2 separate regions of the Mus musculus genome follow, and region 1 is linked to region 2. The links are chromatin loops, found by intact Hi-C in ENCODE. Cell type or tissue: gastrocnemius. All regions are shown on one strand. Links, peaks and the distances in the headings refer to the core of each region. The heading gives the core; the rest is flanking DNA.

What was found. A loop is a pair of places that touch in the nucleus more often than their neighbours do. Peaks named below come from ENCODE experiments on the same cell type or tissue, not always from the same donor. Only the 100,000 strongest peaks of a DNase experiment are listed, where the experiment ranks them.
Region 1: it touches region 2 in a loop (2.2-fold over the local background); 4 of 42 quality-filtered maps call a loop at or near these places.

Annotation. Positions count from the first base shown.
Region 1 is chr17:25,207,259-25,214,572 of GRCm38, reverse strand. It overlaps Unkl (unkempt family like zinc finger), which reads right to left. Exons shown (of 15, transcript NM_001197024.1): 6 at 6,367-6,484; 7 at 4,935-5,019; 8 at 3,687-3,769; 9 at 1,467-1,526. Among named protein-coding and RNA genes, the nearest start is that of Gm52286, 21 kb to the right of the region's middle. In gastrocnemius, for the core only: no CTCF peak of the experiment used is centred there; DNase peaks (open chromatin) are centred at 3,509 and 3,769; H3K4me3 peaks cover 210 bases; H3K27ac peaks cover 2,802 bases.
Region 2 is chr17:25,261,751-25,269,064 of GRCm38, reverse strand. Ube2i (ubiquitin-conjugating enzyme E2I) reads left to right here. Exons shown (of 7, transcript NM_001177610.1): 4 at 452-524; 5 at 3,837-3,946; 6 at 4,220-4,299; 7 at 6,574-7,314. The coding sequence ends at 6,637. Among named protein-coding and RNA genes, the nearest start is that of Ube2i, 8.0 kb to the left of the region's middle. In gastrocnemius, for the core only: a CTCF peak has its summit at 4,418 (motif pointing right); no DNase peak of the experiment used is centred there; H3K27ac peaks cover 396 bases.

The DNA of each region.
Region 1 (7,314 bases), core at 857-5,856, 54 kb after region 2:
GGGCAGCTGTATCAAGACAAAAATTTGTTTCCTAAAACAGACAACTTAGTCCGAACTAACATAGAAAAGCTAAACTGGTTAGGGAAGAGGCCTTGAGGTTAAGGGCACATGAAGCCCCCATCACAGGACCAGGGTATTGCTAGGGAGCTTTAGTGAACACAGACAGGTTGTATTCTCAGATGGGAGGCTCCCCAGAGCCACTGATGTCCACTCTAATAAACAAGCTAGGCTCGTGAACATGGGAGGATGGGCTAAACAGTGCCCCTTAAATCCACATGTGGGAACCCTTATGACCAAGACATCTGGGTGTAACCTAATCTGGACCCAAGAATCTTTACAGACTCAGTAGGTTATAATGAGATCACTGTCCTTGTAAGAGATGAGGACAAAGGCATGTGCCAAGGGATAACCCTGTGAAGCCAGTGAGTACACATGTCTGTGGGCCCAGGAGAGGCCCCAGGCCTGACCCCACCTTTAGCTCAGTCTCTAACCTCAAGGAATTGGAAATAAGAGTTCTTTTGCAGGCTGATGAGATGGCTCAGCAGTTAAAAGCACTGACTGTTCTTCCAAAGGTCCTGAGTTCAAATCCCAGCAACCACATGGTGGCTCACAACCACCCATAATGAGATCTGACGCCCTCTTCTGGTGCATCTGAAGACAGCTACAGTGTACTTATCTATAATAATTAATAAATCTTTGGGCCAAAGCAAGCAGGGGCCTAGCAAGTGGGGCCGACTGGAGCAAGCAGAGGTCCCAACGACCACATGAAAAGGCTTACAACCATCTGTACAGCTATAGTGTACTCCTATACATAAAAATAAGTAAGTCTTGCCGGGCGTGGTGGCGCACGCCTTTAATCCCAGCACTCAGGAGGCAGAGGCAGGTGGATTTCTGAGTTCAAGGCCAGCCTGGTCTACAAAGTGAGTTCCAAGACAGCCAGGACTATACAGAGAAACCCTATCTCGAAAAAAACAAAACAAAACAAAACAAAACAAAACAAAACAAAACAAAAAAAGTAATCTTAAAATAAAAAAAAAGAGAGTTCTGCTGCTCAGGCCTCTGCCTGAAACACTTGGCTACAGTCGCTGCAGCTGACTCAAGGGCCTATATTTCCCAGAGAAAAAAAATGCTACAAGGCTTTGATTTTGTTTTCAAGGTAGGTCACAATTTTCAGGGTGAGGGGAGTGGGGAACCACAGGGTTTCTTTGTGTCCTGGAACGAGCTCTGCAGGCTGGCCCTGAAGTCACAGAGATCTGTCTGCTCTGCTTCCCAAGTGCTGGGATTAAAGGCGTGTATCACTGTCACCACCAGTCTTAAGTATTTTGAACAGTAAAACAAAGGACACATGAATATGAGCAAAAGAAAGAAAACAATTACAGAACAAGTAGGCAGTGGGACTGGGGGCTTAACTCAGCAGTAGAGTGCGGACACAGAAAGGCCTAACAGAAAGCCATGCGATGCTGTACCTGCTTGCTGTCCTCAGTAGCTTTCTGGCTTCCTTCAGAGGGGGAGTCTTTCCTTTTGGCCTGCAAATAGAAGACCCGCTCAGGTTAGAAAGGCAAGGAGACATCTCCTGAAAACACATAGGCCTACACTTTGTTTACAATTTAGAAAATGCTGGAGCTGGTGTGCTGGACTGGGCTTGTAATCCCATTACAAAGGAGACTGAGGCGGGCAGATCGTTGAGTTTGAGGCCAACCTAGGTCATAGAATAAGACCTCATCTCAAAAAAAAAAAAAAAAAAAAAAACCAAAAAACCAAAACAATAACCAACAACCCTACAAAACACTGAGAAAGTGTTTACACAGTTCCTGTTCACTGGTACCCAAAGCTCTTCCCACATTTGGATCACTCAGGGAAAGACAGGCCTTGACACATGTACCAAGCCAAGGAGTTATTCAACAAAATGGCCTGGGTGTGTACAGGTCTCTTTTTTTGTTTGTTTGTTTTTTTCGAGACAGGGTTTCTCTGTATAGCCCTGGCTGTCCTGGAACTCACTTTGTAGACCAGGCTGGCCTCAAACTCAGAAATCCACCTGCCTCTGCCTCCCAAGTGCTGGGATTAAAGGAGTGCGCCACCACCGCCCGGTGTGTGCAGATCTCTTGCTTGACCCAAACAGCACCAAGGCTAAGTCTGTTCAGAATTGCCCAAGGGAGGTTGTGGTGGTTTGAATAGGTTTAGCCTCATAGACTCATGTTTGAAAGTCTGGCTATAGGGAGTGACACTACCAGGAGATGTGGCCTTGTTGGAAGAAGTATGTCACTTTGTGGGAGGTCTGCTCTGCTCAGGCTACACACAGGGTGGAATCTAGTCTACTCGTGGCTGCCAGCCGATCAAGATGTCGAATTCTTAGCTACTCTAGCACCATGCCTGTCTGCACACCGCCATGGTCTTGCCATGATGATAATGAACCTCTGAACCTGTAAGCCAGGTCCAATTAAATGTTGTCCTTTGTAGTGTTGCCTTGGTCATGGTGTCTCTTCACAGCAATGAAACCCTAAGACAGGCCCAGCTGTGCCTCCTTGAAGGAGAAGAGCTCCCAGCATTTCAAGTGGCCCTGTGAGGGTTTTGTGACAATTCCAAGAGACGTGGAAAGTTCTGAGTATAGAGTGCCCGCAGGGTTCCAGGCCCAGAGCAGGAAAGAATGTAGAGATGACTCATCCACAGGCACTCCTCCACCCTCACTCAGAGAGAGAGGGACTCTCGGGAGAGCTCACTGACACCAGCAACAGAGCATCACAGACTGGGGCCTCCTGAGCCGAGAGCAGCAGAGGATGCCTGCCATACCTAGAACACATATGGAGCCTGCCCTACCAGCCAGAGAAGACCATCCTAGGCAGAAGGGCCAAAGAACAAAAGTGACTAAACCCTAGACCACAAAGAAACACCTACAGAACCTCAGGAGCCCTAACAGACTCAGGGTCCAACAGTGGCTTAGCAACCAAGTGCAGCGACACCCTGACTGCATGAGCTGAGCAGAGCGGCTCTGTTCAACTAATTCAGGGAGACTTCTTTTTTTCCCCTCATTTTTAATAGTTTGTTTTTGTTTTGTTTTGTTTTAAGACAGGGTTTCTGGAACTCACTTTATAAACCAGGCTGTCCTCAAACTCAGAGACCTCCTACCTCCACCTCCTGAATGCTGGGCATAAACCACACTGCCCAGCAACCTCAGGACTACGTCAATGTCACACAAACTGTTTAGAACCAAATGCTATTTTAAATCCGTTTTTGAACATCCTGTCCCTATCCTGGGATGGCTCCCCAGGGACCTACTCTAGTGGCTGACTCTGGCACGAACAGGAAGTGACTTCTCAGTCCGAGAACGATCCATCCTCATCACACCCATCAGATACAGGACGCCCCTCACCCAAAGCATGGGGATGCCGAGTAACAGACTGAGATGCTGCATCAGATACCACTTGTTGATGACCTCCAACTGCCTAGGACGGACAGCCCAAGGGATCTGCCAAGTCGAGGGCTGGCAAGGCACCAGATGCCCGCTAAGGCCGAATCCCACAAAGCAGTGCAGCAGGGGCATGATGTCCTGCTCCAGCCCAGGCAAGACTTTTCTAGACTATCTGAGGAGGAATCACAACTCCACATGTAGGCTGCTTTCAGCCACACCACCCAAACCTCACCCCATGCCTGTCCCCTCAGTGGGACTGATCCAAGCAGTGTCCACTTACACTTCCAGGCTGGCTGCTATAAGCTGAGGTGCTGTTGGAACTGAGATCACGGCAGCTCCACTCGTTCACCATAGCCAGGCTCTCTGCCAAGAGAAAAAAAAGAGAAACTGGCACTGAGGGGCCGCCAGCTGGCCCACAGGACAGGTGGAGAGGACCGGTTGATGTTGTAACCACTTCCCTTGTTCTGGGTGGCAGGCCAGCCCACACAGAGCCATGAAATTAAAATAAAAAATTCTTTTTTGCTGGGTGGTGATGGCGGCGGTGCACGCCTTTAATCCCAGCACTTGGGAGACAGAGGCAGGTGGATTTCTGAGTTCGAGGCCAGCCTGGTCTACAGAGTGAGTTCCAGGACAGCCAGGGCTACACAGAGAAACCTTGTCTCGGAAAAAAAAAAAAAAAATTCTTTTTAGGGGCTGGAGAGGTGGCTCAATGGTTGGTACATCTGTTTTAAGGTGTGTATTCTGTGTGGATGTGTGCATGTGAGTACAGGTGCTCCGGGGGTCCCTGAGTGTGCATTTGATTCCCTAGCGGTTGTGGGTGCTGGGAATTCAGCTCTCGACTCTGCAAGAGCAATGCATGCTCTTAACTACTGAACCATCTCTCTAGCCCCAAATAGTGCTATTTGGGTTCAATCATTTTTAACATGAACAACAACATGTCAAGTGTGATCAGAAACAGCTGCCACTCCAACTGGAACAGAAAATGAAGTCTGAGCTTGCAACTGCTTTATAACCACCAGAACTCAGACTCCTGAGCTGGGGGAGCAGCTTTAGAGAATCAATTATGAGCCTATGTGACAATAAATGACCGTAGGGTCTGAGGCCAGCTGGCCAAGCCCAACTAAGGATCTTGGCACCTCTAGCTACAGGGACAGAAAGTGACTCTACAAAGCCACTGACACTCAGTCCCAGCAGGACAGCAGCAAAGCAGGTGAGCACGAGAATGACAACAGATCCGTATCCCCAGGAGGCAGGTGGGACCTAGGAGGCCGGGGACAGGGGTCCTTTCAAGCATCACAGGTCTAGTCTGTCCCAGGTGCAAAGGGCAAGGCAGGTCCAGCCATGAGGCATGAGCCCTCCCCTCTCCCTGCCCCCACCCCAGCCATCTCAACGGGCATTATATACAGGATTCCCAGACATGCCTAGTCCCAGGTCACTGTGAGACTGTGGAGCTGCTGAGTGAGCTCCTTGGCCACATGGTGGCTGAGGTGCCCCCTCCCCCACACCCCCCTGAAGATCGTCTACTTACTCTCAGTGTGTGCAAAGGCACAGAAAGGGCCCCGAGGGCAGTAGCCAGTTTGGCGCATATCGTTGCATTTTGTAGATTTGTAGATCTAGGAAATCAGACAAAACATGGTGGCTTAGTGATCTGTTTTCTATGAAGCGCAGCTGGCCGCTTAGAACACCGAAGCAAACAGAGTGAGTGAGCACTTCCCAGCTGCAGAACAAATCTGCAGTGTCTCCAAAAGCTCATGAAGGCCTGGCTCTTAGACCAGAAGATGCTGGACCGGTGACAAGGCAGGGCCTAGTGCAAGGCCCCTGTAACTATGAGATATGCTTGTGATCATGACTGGGAACCTCCAAATCTTTGAGCTACACAACCCTTTCCTTTCTAGTGATAGACAGATGGCCACCATACCATTTGCCCCTAGATGCCCTTGGTCCTAAAAACCCTCCGCTCTGCAAAATGTATTGGTCAGAGCCAAGTCTGTCTGTCAGACCGCCAGGCAAAGACTACTTGACACTCTGGAAAGGTGTCTGTCTGGTAGACAGCAGAAGCTCGAGCAATGCCTGTTCAATGATAGGTGCTTATACAAGCACCTATCTTACGACCAGACTGCCCACTACTTCACCATGGGGACCTGGGAAAGAACGAAGACAAGACTGGCACCCAGGAGCCAACATTCCCTAGATACCAAAACAACACTACCCACTCAAAAGGCTCAGGGAGGGCATGACAACAGCCCCTGCACTAGCACACTTATGCCTGCATACAGCTATGCCCTTCAGTTCCACTAGCCTAGCCCCACTACCTGCAGACTTAGATGCCCAAGGACATTTTGTCTGCTTATTCATTCTTTTATTAATTAATGTATTTACTTTACATCTAGATTGCAGCCCTCTTCAAACATCTCCTCCCCCTACTTTTTCATTTTAATTCAAATCTGAATGCATTCTGTTTGGATGACTGAGCAGCCAAGGGGAACTCATAAGGAATGGGCCAAACACCTATCTAGAATATTCCACAGGACAGTCCTTCCCATCTATGTGGTGACCTTTGAACCCCTGAACATCCTCACTACTGAAAGTCTGTTGCTCAGGGACAGGCAGTTTACTCACATAGCACCCAGGCTGGAGCTGTGGGCTACACTCGATCAGCTGGACCTCAGTAGGTACTAGAAATAGGGCAGCCAGTGCCAGGGGAGTGGTGGGAACTCTCTAGTGACAACTGTCCCTTCCTGGTTATACTCCCTGTCTGGGAGGCGAAGCTGTTTTCACTTCACGGGTCCTTCCTGTCTTCCTGCTCCCACCCCACTTCCCTAACTCCTCCAAGGCTGATTTAATACATCTCATAGCATGTGGCGTTTCTGAGTCCTACATGCCCTTCCAGTGAGGATCCCACACACAGCCAGCCCCTCTTGAGCTGCCAGTAGTCCTGTCTGGCCCTGACCAATGCCTACCTCAGGATGGAACTGCTGCTCCGTGCGGGAATGGCAGTACTGACAGCTGTCCCCACCGTCACACCGTGAGGGCTCGCCCCACTCGTCACCGTGCTTCACACTAGGACAGGGCGTAGACCTAGGACAGAAAAGCATACCCCGTGTGCTAAGAATCTGGCAAATGAGCCTACAGTGACCATGCCCCCCCTGAGGGATGCAAAGGCGAACGGGATGAACCTGAGTGTCCACCATAGGAGTCACGCCTCCCAGGGGCGAGGAACAGCTGGCTCAGGGACACACTGTGGGGCATGAGGTGAGGTGGCCCAGGGCTCTGCCTTCTGCAGCCAAGTAGAATCTGAGACTTAGGTTAAGTGACCACATTCCACGCTCTTCCCATGCTTTCTGGCAGCTTCACCGTCAGTTTGGGTTTAGGGTCAAAAATTCCTACCTCTGGAACTCATTTTTTTTTCTTTGTCCGATTTTCCATCTTTTTTAGAAAGATATTCACTGGTCCTCTTAAGGCCAGGCAGTAGTGACAGCACCATTTATTATTTTTGCTGGTTTTCTGTTCAGGTCTCTTGACCCTGAAGCTATTCTGAGAGCAGTGAAGTCACAAATCCACTACCTTTGTCTATGAGGAGAACAGTGTCCCTAGGCACTCAAGGGGACATGAGGTTACTACAAAGAGAAGAGGGTAGGCCTCTGCAAATAAAAAATATAGGCTGTAAGGAAATCTGTGGGGACGGAGGACCTGGGCCACCGTGAGTGCAGACTGCAAACCCAAAGGCTCCGGAGGCCAGCAATACAGACAGGGGTGGCTGGAGCAGAGTACATGATGCTTTGGAAGATGGGCTGATGGAACGATCAGGCTGATGGAACCCCAACCCAGAGGCAGGTGAAGATCAGGGGGGGTAAGGAGCTCAGCACCCCCAGAACCCAGTCTCCAGGACTCGGTGCTCTGCTGTCAGC
Region 2 (7,314 bases), core at 1,341-6,340:
TAAGGAGTGGCCTGTGGTGGTAAGGAGGCTTGGACCTTGGCAAATCACTGGATCAGTGAACAGCCCGGGGTCAGGGGTAAAGAGCAGGTGAAGGTTGCTGGCTACAAAGCAGTAAGCCCCAATGGTGAGGTGCCCATGGAGAACCCAGGCCGTGTTTCTTTACACTCATGGGCCTGAGTGCAGCCGGTTGTCTGCCCTTGTCCAGCACATGTAAGAGGGATGGTCTCCTATAACTTCAGGCATTCACCAAACCCAGACCTCTAGGTCAGCTTAGTGTCTGAGCAAAAACATAGTTTGGGTTCATCTATACAAGGCTCAGTTGCAGAGTATGCAGTAATGGTGGTGTAGGGCAGTTAGAGAAGAAGCCCAAAGGACCCAGGTTTCAGGAAACTTCTCCTGGGCTTACCTTGGCAAGTGAGCCACTGGTCTAACCTTGGTTCCCTCCCCACAGACTCCATGGGAAGGAGGCTTGTTCAAGCTACGGATGCTTTTCAAAGATGACTATCCGTCCTCACCACCAAAATGTAAGTTGTGCAAAGAGCCTGCAGTCCACTTCCCAGCACTACCACCACCCTTTGGGAGCCATGTCTGTGAGTGCTTGGCCTAGTAGGCAGGTGCCAGTGCTGGGATAGTCGGTCCTGGTGAGTTGTCTTGGATGACAAGTCCCAGGGTAGATGCGCATGTAATTAGTGTGGTCTCTAATCCCAGCCTATTAGGATGTACCACACATGGCAGAGGGAGAGTTGTGTCAGGCTGAAGCTTCTGGGTGCTTTTGTGCCCACAGGAGAACTCGAGTCTGTAAGTTCCCATAGATTACGTGAGTGGTTAGCATATATCAGCTGAGTTCCATTCAGAGCACTAAAGGAGAGAGGAGACTCTTACTCATCCCCATCTGCTGTGTTCTGTGGGATGCTCATGGCCTTCAGACCATGGGGTCAGAAGAGAAGGCTGGACTGATCTCTGTTCAGCTCAGCAGAACTTGCTTGGGGGTACAGTGCCCACCACCACCATTCTGCCCAGGATAAGTAAGGCCAGGTCTGAGCTGGTTTATAAATAGATGTTACCTGATGCAGAGTTCCCCAGGAGTACTAAAACATAGTTTATTGGGAACCACTAGATGGAGTCTTGCCTGTTCTGTTTGGGATTTCCTTGTCTGCCTGAGTTCTTTTGTTAGTTTTTTCTTTTAAGGGGTATGTAGCTAGGATTGAGGTAGACAGAGTTGTTGGTCTCTTTCCTTTCGTGTGGTGCTGGAATCCTGAGCAAATACAATGAGACAAGTCTCTCAAAACTGGCTAGGAAAACCAAGAAGCATGCTTAGGAGGAAAAAGGTGAACGTGAAGAAATGGAGCATAGCCTGCAGACGTTTGGAACTGAGCTGTTGTAGTGGTACCAAATGCCATGGGAGAGAGGTCTTGTACTCGGTGTTGGCCTTGGGGATTGGCTATAATTGTGACCCTGGAGTTAAGTCAGTCTTAGAAGACACCAGCTAGGGATGCAACGGAGCAGAGTACACGTTTGTCAGGCTCTTCTGGGTTATCGAGAAGGAGACCTGAGGCAGCCAAGGGCTGGGCAGCAGAAGCTCTTGGCCCTTGCTGGGTTATGTGAAGGCTGTTTCTCTGGAAGATCTCTGCTGTCACCAGTAAAGCTGACCTGCCACTGTTCTGTAGAACTACCAGTAGAAATGCTCACACATGTTCACAAAGACAGGAACACCACGGAAGCCAGGTTGGTAAGAATCAGAAGTCAAAGAGTTGGTGCAGGTGTGTATTAGTAGCAGCCTGGGAAATAATTGAGATTAAAGGGAAGCAAGATGGAGCATCTAAACCCCCAGACAGCAAAATGGTGGGTTCCTTAATGTCTGATCCATGCAGCTCAAAGCAGCTTCTATTGCTGAGTGAGGCTAAAAACAGGGAGGGGCTCATGGGCCAGCTGAGATTCATGCAAGGTATGGCTGGTAGAAGTAAACATGGTTGGCAAGGAAGAGTAAACTTGTGTTTGCAAAGTACAAGTTAAAGGACACAAAGAAGAGCCCAGAATTGGAAAGATGCCTGCTGGAGCAGACTTGTGTTGAGAATCACTGATGAGTAAGGGACCCAGAGATAAGGTGAGCTTTAAAGCAGAAGTGTTGGCTCTGGGTTAGAATACTAGCTGCTCCTCTAGTGGACCAAGGTTGGATTCTAACATCCCATGACAGTTCCACTACAACTCCCGTCCTAGGGGATTTGACACCCTTTTCTGGCTTCCATGAGCGCTACACATACATGATCCACAAACATATATATCTACACATATTAAACATATATATCTACACATATTAAAAACAGGGAAAAAATTGGGGTTGGGGTGAAACAGGTTTTCCTGTGTAGCCTTGGCTGTCCTGGAAGTTCCTCCACATACCAGACTGGCCTCAAACTCAGAGATCTGCCTGCCTCTGCTTACCAGGTGCTGGGATCAGAGGTGTGTGCAATCACTCTTCAGTGGGTTTTAAAAAAAAAAAATTAAGGTGGCTGCCAGAAGTGCCTCTGTGGAGGCCTGGCCCAATTGTGAGACAGATGGGCTGGAGGAACTGATGAAATTAGTTTGGGGTCTTGACACCCAAACCCTCTCCATTTGCTTATCATTGTGCCCATGGCATAAGTCACTCTCAGGTCCTTCCTCACAGCTCTGCTTGGAGAGGCATGCAGTAACTCAGAGCCATTCTGTCTGCACAGAGCAGTTAGGGAGGTTTCTAGGATTCAGCCTTAATGCTGGTGTTGATGCTTTGTCTCATTCTTATTAACTTATTAGCATTTTGTGATGCTTGGGATTGAACCCAGGGCCTCACAGATGCTAGCTAGACAAGCGTTCCATCACTACACTCCCACCTTTCTTTTATTTAAAGCTCGAGGACAGTAAGGGTTTAACAAAATTGGGGGTGGGGGTGGCATCTTTCATCCCACCAGAGTTCAAGGCAGGTCAGCCAGGGCTGTATAGAGAAACCCACTTTTAAAAAACAAAAGAAAGAAAAGAAGGAACAAACATTCATTCCCTCCCCAGAGCAGCAGTAGTTGTAAGTCTCCATACGAGCCCCGATCCTCTGGAAGAACAGTTAGTGTTCCTAACCTCTAAGCCCTTTATCCAACCCCACCTCACCCCTGTTTTGTTGTTTGTTAAACAAGATATCACTAAGATGCCTAGGCTGGCCTTCCATTCATAATCTTCTTGCTTAGCCTACAGAGTAGTTGGTATAGGTGTGTAGTTGATGCTGCTGCTCAGCTCATTTGTTTGTAGTACTGGGAACTCAGCCAAAACCTGATGTATACCAGGGAAGTGTGCTGCCGCAGAGCTGCCCCCCGCCCCCCCAGACCCCTTCATTTACTAAAAAACAAGCTGCCTTTAGACTTGTACTTTTGGGGGTGTACAGGTTTGAAAATAAAGCGAAAGAAGGTTGCCTAGATCAAAGTGAGGCACCTTCTCAAGTATCAGCTATAGAATAGTACCTGAGTTTGGAGTAGATTTTTCTACTATTGTAGAGAAATGTGGTGTACTTGAAGCCTGTGTACACTGAAAAGGTCTTTGGGGCATGCATTCTAGCCTCTTTCCTCTTCCTATGAACATGAGAAGAGCATAGGCTTAGTCCCTCTGGCTCCTGACCATGGTGTCTTCTGGCTGCTTTGTCTAGGCTCAGCTCCTCAGGAAGGAAAGGCGTACTCTCCTCTTTCTGGACCCTCTGCTATTGAGTTTCTGAGTTTGTATCTTTTAAAAGAGCTCTAGTGTCAGGAAGACCGGTCAGGGCCAGCACAGGATGGGGACAGCATCTGCCTCCAAAAGTATTCCTTCCCCTCCCTGTCCTCCAGGTAAATTTGAGCCCCCACTGTTTCATCCAAACGTGTATCCTTCTGGCACAGTGTGCCTGTCCATCCTGGAGGAAGACAAGGACTGGAGGCCAGCTATCACCATCAAACAGGTATGGAGTAGCACCTGACTGCCCTCTTAGGGGTTTGTCCTGGTCACAGTAGCCAACAGTGTTTTTCACAAGCCCTCTCAATGTAAGCTGATTGGTTTGCTTTGGTTTTTGGAGACAGGGTTTCTCTGTGTAGCCCTGGCTGTCCTGGAACTCACTCTGTAGATCAGGCTGGCCTCGAACTCAGAAATCCGCCCGCCTCTGCCTCCCAAGTGCTGGGATTAAAGGCGTGCACCACCATGCCCGGCGAGCTGATTGTTTTTGTTTCTCTTACAGATCTTATTAGGAATACAAGAACTTCTAAATGAACCAAATATTCAAGACCCAGCTCAAGCAGAGGCCTACACAATTTACTGGTTAGTAGCAACTGCCAGCTGGCTAACCTTCCTTTCCTGGAAGTGCAGACTGGCTGCCTGTCAGGTTGGAGCTCTGGGATATGAGAGCTGAGAGGGAGTCCCGGGGAAGAGGCGCATACTCCCACTGGGTGGCAGCACCACAAGAGCCACCAAGGACACTGCATGTCTGACTGGTCAGGAACAGAGCCATGTGTACACGGAGCTTACTCTGAGCAAGGACAGGGCCCAGATGTGACTGTGGGCATAGAACAGGTGGTGTGGGCACTGATGGGCCATTTGGAGTGATCTGTGGTAGGTGTATAAAAGGTTGTGGCCCATTGCATAACACAGCCTCGCTGATAGAGTGCTCTTGGCTCTTTTTCTATCTACTGAAGGAGAATAACCTCCCATGATCAGTTAGGACTTGAATAACAGTTGAGCCAGTTCTGTAGGCAGCACGGAAAACACTTAAAATAGAGGTCCAACGAGTATGTGAGTGCACACACTCACGCTTCATCCTTGCTGACTGTGAGGATCCTGCTAATCTAGGCAAGGACTAAAGTTACTGTGGCTGGAATTCATTCCTAAGATTAGTGTTACTGCAGGGACCTTGACCCCACTGTTCTCCCTGTGTCTCAAGTACCAACCGCCTACTCACCCCAATGGAAATAGAGCAGAGGTCCTCTGAGCAGAGTCCCAGGCACCCCTGTCTTAGCCCATGGCTCTAGGGAGGTCTGTCAACCCACTAGAACTATGTGGGACAGGAAGGAGTGGGTGTGCACTGTATTGTCAGGGAAGGAATCAGAAGAAAATTGGGTGCATATCCAACCTTGATACTTGTGTGCTGCCTTCTCTGGTGGCCAGGGCAAGCCTGTCTAGCATCCCTGGGAATGTAGCTTACACCCATTGGTGCAATGTTGTGTACTGACTGCCTGTGCTCCAGGGTCTTTCAGGCCTGACCCTGTGTAAGATGCTGTGACAGGTCAGCTCCATCAGTGTTGTGTTGTGCTGCCTGCACCAGGCACAGGCACAAGGAGTATGCAGCTCATGAAGCGGTGTGCTTCTGCCAAGCCCTTGGAGCCCCTCATTGCGCTGGTGCTCAGCAGCACTCTGCCTTAGACCAAGCTCTGTTCACGGTTGGCCTTAAGGTGTGGTTCCCGGCTAGCTAACATGGCTCTGTTTTTCCAGCACTTAGTGCAGTCCTTGGTGCTGGGGTTTCTCTCCTGCATCATCTGGGTTTCTGTCAATAACATGTTTTGTGCCTGCTTTCACTGTGTATGTAGAAGCTCTTGCCCCTCCTTCCTGAGTGGCCTTGCTGTCATAGCCTTGTTTAGTGAATGGCAGTACTCTTGGTTGAGGGCTGAGCTGCTGTCATCATGGTAATGTCAGCCGCCTCCCAGGACTAGCATGAGCTTCTAAGTATTATGTCCTCCCTGTTTGGGTTCTGATACTGGGCCTTTCTGAGGTGACCTTGGTACAAGAACCTGCCACTCTGTCTGTAATCTCCGAGGCCAGGCAACTTGGGCTCAGGCTTGCTCTAGGGACACTTTGCGAGGTCACTGATGTGTTGCGACTCATGCTATGCCAGGACTATTGACTGTGACCCCTAAGGACTGCTGCTCTAAGGAGCCCAGCCTGGAAATGTCTTCTTGTTCTGTGGTCCTTAAGGTCACATTGTTCCCGTACATCACTTTTCTGTTCCCATTCACAGTGCAGGCTAGCCTAGGTCTGAAGTCTCAACAGTGAAAGCCCACAGATGCTCTTACCTGTCTTCAGAACTGAACAAAACCCAGTGCCAGTGAGCTGCTCTCCACCTGTCTAAGAGCAGGCTTCCTGAGTTTGCTAGGTGGACATACACACTTGTGTTCCCACCTGAGCTGAGAGGCCGTGGTAGAGTGAGTTCACCACTGACGTGGCTTCCCAGCAGTGGAGCCACAGACGGCACTTACTAGGCAGTAGTGGGAGTCTACTGGAGCACCATTGCACTCGAGCCTGGGCAGCAAAGCCCTGACTCTATCTAGCAAAAGGCTCAGCACAGCATGGGTAGTGACACTGCAAGAGGCCGAGGACACTCTGTCTCCCATGTGTTTGCCTATGTTCTGTTCCTGATGTTGAGGTGGACATAGAACCTTCCAGGGAGGTTGTCGCCCCTCCCCTGTCACAGGGCCACCTGGTATAACCAACCACTTTGCCTCCCTGCTCCTGGGCAGGCACTGGGTGGGTTCTCTCCATCTCAGCAAGCAGGTCATGTTGCCGCCCTATCTAACTCTCTTTTTTTCCTCTTGACCCCCTTAGCCAAAACAGAGTGGAATATGAGAAAAGGGTCCGAGCACAAGCGAAGAAGTTTGCCCCCTCATAAGCAGCGGCCCTGGGCTCCATGACGAGGAAGGGATTGGCTTGGCAAGAACTTGTTTACAACCTTTTGCAGATCTAAGTCGCTCCGTACAGTTACTAGTCGCCTGGGAGGGTTGAGCGGGCGCCATTTTCCATTTCCGCCACTGGCATATTCAGTCTTTTGTATTTTTGATTATTAAGTAAAACTTGCTTTTATTTTAATATTGATGTCAGTATTTCAACTGCTGTAAAGTGATAAACTTTTGTACTTGGTAAGCCCCTAGCAGCTAGTTTCTTTGCGTCGCGCTCGGATGCAGGCATGCTTCCCACTGTTCAGAGCTCTGGCTTCCATCTGGCTGTGTGACAGAACCACACTGTCCCTCCTTCCCTACCCTCGTCCTTCTCAGAAACCTGGGCTGTTGCTTATGAGCCTCAGATCCAAAGTTGGCCAGCATTTCCATCCTGCACCACTTCCTTTGTGTTTATATGGCGTTTCGTCTGTGTTGCTGTTTAGAGTAAATAAACTGTTTATATAAAGGTTTTTGTTGCATTATCATCATTAAAATGTGAGGAGGTATCTATCTCAGTACACCTGGCCCTCCTCACATGGCTGCAGTCCTTGCCAGGCACCAAGGCTGAGCCCCAGGACCAGCACCTAGGAGGTCTCAGCTTCTGCTAGGGATATGCCCAGGCCCCATGCAG